2 separate regions of the Homo sapiens genome follow, and region 2 is linked to region 1. A link is a contact called in ENCODE Hi-C or POLR2A ChIA-PET data. All regions are on one chromosome and are shown on one strand. The core of a region is the stretch at or near the end of the contact, and the rest is flanking DNA. Distances in the headings are between cores, read along the strand shown.

Evidence for each region. A loop is a pair of places that touch in the nucleus more often than their neighbours do. ChIA-PET counts read pairs that join two places held with the same protein, here RNA polymerase II (POLR2A). Pooled maps may share reads with other maps.
Region 2: a loop to region 1 is called in a pooled map, with 4 times the contacts of the local background. The contact joins the enhancer-like site here to the promoter of HELZ2 in region 1. A Hi-C loop is called at or near these places in 1 of 168 maps with a recorded cell type or tissue (mammary epithelial cell) and 6 of 50 pooled maps. POLR2A ChIA-PET finds 5 or more read pairs at or near these places in 1 of 52 experiments (SK-N-SH).

The regions. Positions count from the first base shown.
Region 1 is chr20:63,572,266-63,576,800 of GRCh38, reverse strand. It overlaps HELZ2 (helicase with zinc finger 2), which reads left to right and starts at 2,562. Exons shown (of 20, transcript NM_001037335.2): 1 at 2,562-2,617; 2 at 3,580-4,535. The coding sequence starts at 4,416. RefSeq lists silencers at 943-1,128, 2,238-2,517, 3,158-3,217 and an enhancer at 1,726-2,453.
Region 2 is chr20:64,117,954-64,122,488 of GRCh38, reverse strand. No RefSeq gene overlaps it. Among named protein-coding and RNA genes, the nearest start is that of NPBWR2, 13 kb to the right of the region's middle. RefSeq lists enhancers at 1,779-2,073, 1,742-2,241. Within about 2 kb of position 1,913, at least 2 of the 41 ENCODE cell types and tissues checked have a DNase peak (open chromatin) inside an H3K27ac peak, as active enhancers do.

The DNA.
Region 1 (4,535 bases), core at 1,313-3,812:
AGATGTTTAATTCGTTCTCTAAGAAGAAAAAAACAGTGCTTCAGGAGACAGGTTTTGTGGATTTCTGGGGTGTATGCTTGCCCCTCACGGCATGTGTGAAGCCACCAGCCCTGTCCTTGAGCCTGGCTGGGGGCGAGTGGCGCAGGGCTGGATTTCACCTAGAAAGGCCTTTCACATCCCAAGAGTCCTGAGAATCAGACACTTTCAGCCCTGGTTTCTCCTAGTGCCTCTGTGGTTGGCTTTTCCTTCCGTGAGAGTGTTTGATTATTTCATATGGTGTAAGATGCTACGCAGAGACCGTCCCTCCCATTTTTGTTTCCAGATGCTGCTAATCAGTTGTTCTAATAATTTGTGGAATGCATCAATGAATTGTTTTTCCCTGAGGTGTGAGAGCCAAGCTTTCTTTTCTTTTCTTTTCTTTCTTTTTTTTTTTTTTTGAGACAGAGTCTCGTTCCGTCTCCCAGGCTGGAGTGCAATGGTGTGATCTCAGCTTACTGCAACCTCCGCCTCGCCCCCCCCGACCCCAGGTTCAAGGGATTCTCCTGCCTCAGCCTCCTGAGTAGCTGGGACTACAGGCACCTGCCACCACGCCCAGCTATTTTTTTTTTTTTTTTTTGTATTTTTAGAAGAGATGGGGTTTCACTATGTTGGCCAGGCTGGTCTCGAACTCCTGACCTCAGGTGATCTGCCCACCTTGGCCTCCCAAAGTGCTGGGATTACAGGCGTGAGCCAGTGCGCCTGGCCGAGAGCCAATCTTTCATCCCACCCCAGACTCCTGAGTGTGACTCTATTTCTGGACTCTCTGTTCTGCCTTGGAACTGTGTGTCCACACCGGGTTCAGTGGCTTTGCAGTGTGTTATGTGTTTAGTAAGTCATGCCAGCACCCGCTGGGAATCCTTTTTAGTCATCATCCTGGGCTGGGTGTTGGGATTCAAGCCTGTAATCTAATCCCGGCACTCAAGGAGGCCGAGGTGGGGGGTTTGCTTGAGCCCAGGAGTTCAAGAGCAGCCTGGGCAACATTGAGAAACCCCATCTCTGAAAAACATAGAAAAAACTCCAAAATAGTTAACTGTGGTGGTGTGCACCTGTACTGTGGTGGTGTGTGCCTGTAGTCCCAGCGACTCAGGAGGCTGAGGGGGGAAGACTGTCTGAGCCAGAGGTCGAGGCTGCAGTGAACTGTGATTGCATCACTGCACTCCCGCCGGGGCAATGGAAGGAGACTCAGTCTCAAAAAAAAAAAAAGCCCTGTCCAGCCTTTCTTGGTGATGTGATGCTTTTCCAAATGGACTTGAAAGTCAGTGTGTCCACCATGCGACTGCAGGTTAGTTTAGGAGGAACTCACGTCTTTGTGTGGTGTTGAGCCTCTCCATCCAGGAACACAGCGTTCCACACAAATTCTCCCAGCGTTCCACGCACATGGACCCTGCTCAGCGCCCGGCCCCTGGGGCTGCTATTGTCGAGGGCCTGCCCTCTCCCAGGAGCTCCAACGTGATTGGTCTGCGGAGAGGCTCCCTGGTGGTTGACGGCCCACCCAGCCGACCTCCCGAGGTCGCTGTGAGCCCCCAGCCTGGCCCTCCCCACGAGGTGCTGGCCTTGGGTGGCAGCCTTGCTTCCTTGTTTCAGGGGCAGCATCACTGTCCGTTATCTACTGCTGCAGAACAGATCGCCCCAAAGCTCAGGGGCTTAAAACAACACAGATGTTTATTTTATTTATTTATTTGTTTTGAGATGGAGTCTTGCTCTGTTGCCCAGGCTGGAGTGCAGTGGCGCAATCTTGGCGCACTGCAACCTCCACTTCCTTGGTTCAAGCAATGCTTCTGCCTCAGCCTCCCGAGTAACTGGGACTACAGGCGCCCGCCCCCACCCCTGGCTAATGGGACGTTTATTTTAAACATAGACATCTAACAGCTGGGCGTGGTCTAGGTGGGAGGGTTAGGCCTGGGGTCTCCCTGAGATGGCAGTAAGGCTGGGGCTGGGACTCGAGCTGCAAGTGGGCTGGAGGCCTCAGCTCCTCTATGGGGCCTCCCCACAGGGCTGCTGAGGGCCCAGAGCCAGTCCAGAGAGCCAAGAGCCAGGCGTGCTGACTCTGGGACCCGGCGGCCACTTAGCCATTCCTGCCATATCCTGGTTGGTGACAGAAGGGACTTGGGGTCCCAGCAGCACCAGGGCCACGGGCAGGTCCTGCCTGTCAGGGGACCCAGGCTTCCAGGTCAGCTGTGCCTGGATTTCTCCAGGGGCTGATGGTGGAGTCACCAGACCATCCTGCCGTCCAGGGCCGGGCAGGGTCTCACCCCTTCCGCCTGGCACATCATCGGGGCGTCTCTGGTGTGTGAAGGGCTGGACGGGGCGTGGGGCCCTGGAGGGGTGCGGGAAAGGACCCCCACCCCCAGCCGCCTCCGCCTTCGACGGCGCTGGCCCTTCAGGGAGGGGCGTCCTCTGCTCGCTGGCGCTTCCCGAGGTTCCCTCGCAGCGGGGGCCGAGCTGTCGCTGGAGGCGGGGCAGGGCGGGGCGGGGCGGGGGGCGGTGAGGTAATTTCCGCGATCAGCGTCAGTGCCCGGGCCAGAATCGAAACTGAGAGCTCCTGGGCAGGCTCGGCAGGGCAGGCAGCTCCAGGAGGGTGAGCGCGGGGGTCCCAGGGCGGAGGGGCGGGGGCGCGGGGGTCCAGGGGCGGCTCCAGGAGGGTGAGCGCGGGGGTCCCAGGGTGGCGGGGCCGGGGGCGGAGGGGGGGGTCCGGGAGGGTGAGTGCAGCCGGGGGCGCGGAGTCCCGGGAGCCACAGACCCAGCCCGGGGCAGTGCAGCCCGTCCAGGACCAGCACCCTCCGCAGCAAGACCCAGCGCTGTGGTCTCTGCACCCACTGGAGCGCAGGATTTTGGGGTCTCGGCTCCCGTCCTTTCTGGATGGCAGACTCGGATGTTTTCTCAGAGGGGTCCGCGGGGAGTGCCGGGTTCTCATACTGAAGTCTGCCTCCAGTCTGTTGCTTTTAAACTTACTCTTCTTGTAGCATCCCAGCTGCGGTGGGGACCCGGGGACCCATCTCTTCCTGGCACCCTGAGCTCTGGTGGGCACTGTACCCTCCTCTCCGTGAGGCCCCTCCCCAGGTGCAGATGTGGAGTCCTCTTTTCCTGGGGGCCAGTGGTCATTCAATAGAAAAGGAGGTGCTGTGTCCTTAGAAGAGTCAGGAGCCTGAGGCCCTGGGGTGCACAGGACCCCTGGCTGGGGCAGAGGGGTGCGGCCTCCTGGGGGCGGCACTGTGCCAAGGGCTCTGCCCCCTCCAGGGCTCCACAAGCAGTCACCTTGGCTCCTTCTAGGTGGGGCCTGAGACCCTTCAGGAGGGAGGGTCTGGCTGTGTCCGGGTCAGTGAGCCCTGTACTCCCTGACAGGACACAGCTACTGCCAAGGCCTCCACTTGGGCGTCAGGGTGGGGAGAGTCCCAACTCCTTGCTTGGTGGAGAGGCCTCTGCTTGGGCATCAGGATAGGCAGATCCCCAGCTCCTTGCCTGGTGGAGAGGCCGTGCTTCTGAGCTGGGCCTGGACCAGATGTCCTCTGGCCTCAGTCTCACCTGCTCCTTCTGTCGCAGGCTTCGAACCGTGGCCAACAGTTCCAGTGGACTGCGTGGACCCGTGAGCTCAGGAGCCTCAGACGCCTCCCTGGAGAGCCAAGCTGGTGTTCGAGGTGGCGCCTCCAGGGTCCACCCTGCTGCCCAACAGCCCCGCGGCCACCAGAGGGCCGTCCCTGGCCCGGCTGTGTGCCCTGGTGGACCTGTGTCTGGGCTGCTCCCGCTGCACCCAGCGGCTCAATGAAAGCACCTACGTCCTCCGTAGGGTGGAGCATGACTGCTCCCGCGAGATCCTGCTGGCCCGCTTTAAGCAGGCCACCAAGAGCAAGGTCTGGCGCGTGGTGGGCTGCCGGCCCACCTTCCCAAGGCCCCTGTGCTACCAAGTCTGCCACTACTACAGCCCTGGGCTCGGCTGCCGGCGCCACCGAAACCGGTGCACCTTTGCCCGCAGTCGCGAGGAGGCCCTGGTCTGGACCTTCGAGCGTCAGCACAACCTCCAGCGCCTATGGCTGAAGGCGGAGGTGCAGGGCAGCGGGGCCCAGGGAGGGGCAGGCCGGGCGGCCGACGCCATCCTTACGGAGTTTGGCGGCCGCTTCGAGCTGCTTTGCTCCCTCTGCTTCAGGCGCTGTCCCCCATGCATCTGTCGCGTGGACCCCCAGGGGCAGTGCCCTGAGCACGGAGCCTGCCCCTCCCTCCTGGCCCACGTGAGCGCCGAGGGCCGCCGCAAGCAACAGTTTGTGGTGGTGAGGCCGCGGCCCCGGGCCGGCCAGCCTCCTGCCTACTGCAGGTTTGTGGGGCGTGGGCAGCCGTGCTGGCGTGGGGAGTCCCGCTGCCAGTTTGCACACAGCGCCGTGGAGATGGCTGTGTGGGAGGCCGAGCAGCTGGGTGGCCTCCAGCGGGGGGACCTGCTCACACCCCCTGCCCCTGATGGCGACGGGCGCACGGCCCCCCTTGGCCAGCCCCCTGGGGCCCAGCTG
Region 2 (4,535 bases), core at 664-3,163, 550 kb before region 1:
TGCAAATACCACACTGTCTTTTTTTAAAATATTATTTCTTTTATCATGATACTTCTCTTTCTTCTTTCTTTTTTTTTTTTTTTTTGACAGTGTCTCACTCCGTCACCCAGGCTGGAGTGCAGTAGTGAGATCTCAGCTCACTGCAACCTCCGCCTCCCAGGATCAAGTGATTCTCGTGCCTCAGCCTCCTGAGTAGCTGGAATTACAGGTGTGTGCCACCACGCCTGGCTACATTTTTTGTATTTTTAGTAGAGACGGGGTTTCACCATGTTGGCCAGGCTGATCTCAAACTCCTGACCTCAAGTGATCCACCCACCTCAGCCTCCCCAGGAGCTGAGAACTCTGGCAGGGAGACTCTGTGGTGTAGGAACCCCAGGTCTCCAGCCATGTCTGAAAAACAGTGTTAACCCACGGCTTCACCCCAGCTTTGAAACACCTGGGTGTTCTTCAGAAATACCTGCTATAGTTTGGACGTTTGTCCCCGAACCTCATGTTGAAATTTAATCCCCGATGTTGGAGGCGGGGCCTGGTGGGAGGTGTTCGGGTCATAGGGAAGGATCCAGAATGAATGGTTTAGTGCCCTCCTCATGGTGATGAGTGAGTTCTTGCTCTATTAGTTCCCACACGAGCTGGTTGTTTTAAAAAAATCCTGGCATCGCCCCTCTCTCTCGCCTCTTCTCTTACCATGAGACACCTCCCGCCATGAGTGCACGCTCCCTGAGGCCTCCCCAGAAGCAGGTGCCGGCACCGTGCTTCCCGTACACCCTGCAGAACCGTGAGCCAAACAAACCTCTTTTCTTTATAATGGCCCAGCCTCTATCCTTCTCCTCACCTAGGAAAAAGAAAAAGAAATTACCCAGCCTCAGATATTCCTTCATAGCAACACAAAACTAGGACAACACTGGTGCCCAGGCCCCAGCCCAGACCAAGCACATCAGAGCCTGGGCATGGGGGTGGAACCAGCTCCAGTGAGCTCCTGAAGTCCCCAGGGGATTCTGTGCACATCCAGGGTGGAGAACTTGGCCGTAGACAGTCCAGACAAAAATATTCTTTATACGATTAGCACAGAGTTGTTGTTTAAACTCAGTGGTAAGAACAGAACACAAGAGTTTTAACAGGAGTCATAGTTTTCACCATTAAGAATCTTTACCTACTATTGGAATCCAGGTACACACATTTACCCTGGGGTTTAATTTGCTGTGTAAAATTGACTTGGTTCTTTTACAAATTGCTGGCAAGTTGAGGTTGGGGCCACCACAAAACAAGTCTCTAGCAAGACAAAGAGCATAGTTGTGTGTTTGGGTCTCTCCACACCAGAATGGAGCTCCTTGTGGGCAGAGGCTGGCTTGCCCCTTGTCTTAGTCTGTTTCCTGCTGCTTATAACAGAAACTGGGTAATTTAAAAGAAACAAAATGTATTTCTTACAGTTCTGCGGGCTGGGAAGTCCAAGGTCAATGGGCCACATCTGGTGAGGTTTTCTTGCTGGTGGGAACCCCAGAGTCCCAAGGCAGTGCAGGGCGTCGCATGGTGAGGGGCTGAGCGTGCTGGCTCAGGTCTCTCTCTTCTTATAAAGCTACTAGCCCCACTCCTATGATAACCCATTAATCTATAAATAAATTAATCTATTCATGAGGGCAGAGCTCTTGTGACCCAATCACCTCTTAAAGGCCCCACCTCTCAATACTGCCACATTGGGGATTAAATTCCAACTTGAGTTTTGGAGGTGACAAATATTCAAACCACAGCATCCTTAAATCATCAGAGACTGGCCTGCCTGCCCCCATGTCCACTCGAAAATGAATGCCGCGCAAGCCCCCACCCCCACCCTACTGAATGGTCCCTTTTCCTCTGCAGCAGTTCTCGGAACTGGCCACTGGGGGTCAGGGTTGGTCCGCGTCGCACAGAACCTGGCTCAGCCAGGAGCCACAGGAAGGACCCTGTTCCTCTACCCCAGCCAAGGGAAAACGGCGGCCCCTCTGTGGTTCAGCAGAGCTAGTCCAGGAACAGTGGGGCTTCAAAGTGCTTCCCCTCCATGGCAGAGCCAGCGCTGGCCTGCTGGTCTCCCAATTCTTTGCCCAGGCTAAGAAGGGCGCACACACACACACACACACACACACACACACACACACTCTCTCTCTCTCTCTCTCTCTCTCTCTCTCTACCTCCGGGAAGTTCTCCCTGCCTGTGGCTTGCAGCTTGCTGCCGCTCACCAGCCTCCCGTCCTACTCACAGCTGACTTGAGGTCAGTGCTCCCTCCAAGCATCCACCTGAGCTGCCCAGGCCCAAGGCCGAAACCCCAGACCAGGTCCAGAGCAGCACGGGCAGGTGGGACCTCAGATGGGGCTGGCCCAACACGTGCAAGCCTCCAGCCTGAGGCAGGAAAATTACGATCCCCATTTGACAAGTGAGGAGACAGAGGCTCAGAGAGGTTGGGTAACTCACCCTGGGCCACACAGCAAGGAAAAAGCCAGTCCCAGACCTGTACTCCTGACCTCCACCTGGTCTGCTCCCCTCAGGAGACTATCTAGGCCACAGTGGCACCCTTGACTGGCCTGAGTTGGGAGCACAGGTCCACAGGGCTCTTTACCCGGTTCCACGGCAACAGTCCCCAGGCCACATACCTATGAGCACAGTTTGGACAGTGGAGCAGTCTCTGGCCCGACCACAGGCAGCACCCCAGGAACTCCACGTGCCTTCGGGGTGCACTCAAGTGGGTGGGGAAGAGGGGCCTAGAGCTCCACCTCAGCCTCCTTTGTCCTGAGTGAGCAGGGCCCCACTCACCTCCCCGAGCAGCCAGAGATGTGACGGAGCCTCTGTGGGCAGAAAACATCTCCCAGGTGATAAGCAGCAGGTATGAGGTCTCCCTGGTGAGAGTGTGAGCTCCCCACATTCAACACTGCCGGAGCCCTGAGAGGAAGCCACAGGCTCTGGGAAGCTCCGTGCGGAAGCTGAGTGCCCTGTTGCTCCACGGTTAGCAAGCACGCTCCAGGGAAACTCCATCAGAGCCTCCTGTTCCCATCTGCTAGATGGGATGACAGTAGTACTGCCCCTGGCCATTGTGGAGACAAAATGAAACACGGATGTATCTTTAGCTGTCAGCACCCGGCACATAGGAGGCATTCAGAACCAGAGACAGACCAGGAGGAGGCTCAGATCCCAGGAGTCGGCAAAGGTGGAGATGGAAGGAAGTGAGGTGGGATGGGGCCCAGCCATGCTGGAGGAACTGGGGCTGTCTTCTGGCTGAGCCCAGGCCTGCCCCCCTCCCGACATCAGGGTGCCCTCATGCCCCACACAGCTTTGCCCAGGCCCTCCCCACCACATCAGGGTGCCCTCATGCCCCGCACAGCTTTGCCCAGACACCCCCCCCCACATCAGGGTGCCCTCATGCCCCGCACAGCTTTGCCCAGACACCCCCCCAACATCAGGGTGCCCTCATGCTCCGCACAGCTTTGCCCAGACACCCCCCCCAACATCAGGGTGCCCTCATGCCCCGCACAGCTTTGCCCAGGCCCCCCCGCCACATCAGGGTGCCCTCATGCCCTGCACAGCTTTGCCCAGACACCCCCCACCATATCAGGGTGCCCTCATGACCCGCGCAGCTTTGCCCAGACACCCCCCCCCAACATCAGGGTGCCCTCATGCCCCGCGCAGCTTTGCCCAGACACCCCCCCCAACATCAGGGTGCCCTCATGCCCCGCACAGCTTCGCCCACGCCCCCCCCCGCCACATCAGGGTGCCCTCATGCCCCGCGCAGCTTTGCCCAGACACCCCCCCCAACATCAGGGTACCCTCATGCCCCGCACAGCTTTGCCCAGACACCCCCCCCACATCAGGGTGCCCTCATGCCCCGCACAGCTTTGCCCAGACCCCCCCACATCAGGGTGCCCTCATGCCCCGCACAGCTTTGCCCAGACACCCCCCCCACATCAGGGTGCCCTCATGCCCCGCACAGCTTTGCCCAGACCCCCCAACATCAGGGTGCCCTCATGCCCCGCACAGCTTTGCCCAGACACCCCCCCCAACATCAGGGTACCCTCATGCCCCGCACAGCTTTGCCCAGACACCCCCCCCCACATCAGGGTGCCCTCATGCCCCGCACAGCTTTGCCCAGACACCCCCCCAACATCAGGGTGACCTCATGCCCCGCACAGCTTTGCCCAGACACCCCCCCCAACATCAGGGTGCCCTCATGCCCCGCACAGCTTTGCCCCGACACCCCCCCCACATCAGGGTGTCCTCATGCCCCGCGCAGCTTTGCCCAGACACCCCCCCAACATCAGGGTGACCTCATGCCCCGCACAGCTTTGCCCAGACACCCCCCCCAACATCAGGGTGCCCTCATGCCCTGCGCAGCTTTGCCCAGACACCCCCTGCCACATCAGCGTGCCCTCATGCCCCGCGCAGCTTTGCCCAGACACCCCCCCCCAACATCAGGGTGACCTCGTGCCCCGCACAGCTTTGCCCAGACACCCCCCCCAACATCAGGGTGCCCTCATGCCCCGCACAGCTTCGCCCAGGCCCCCCCCCGCCACATC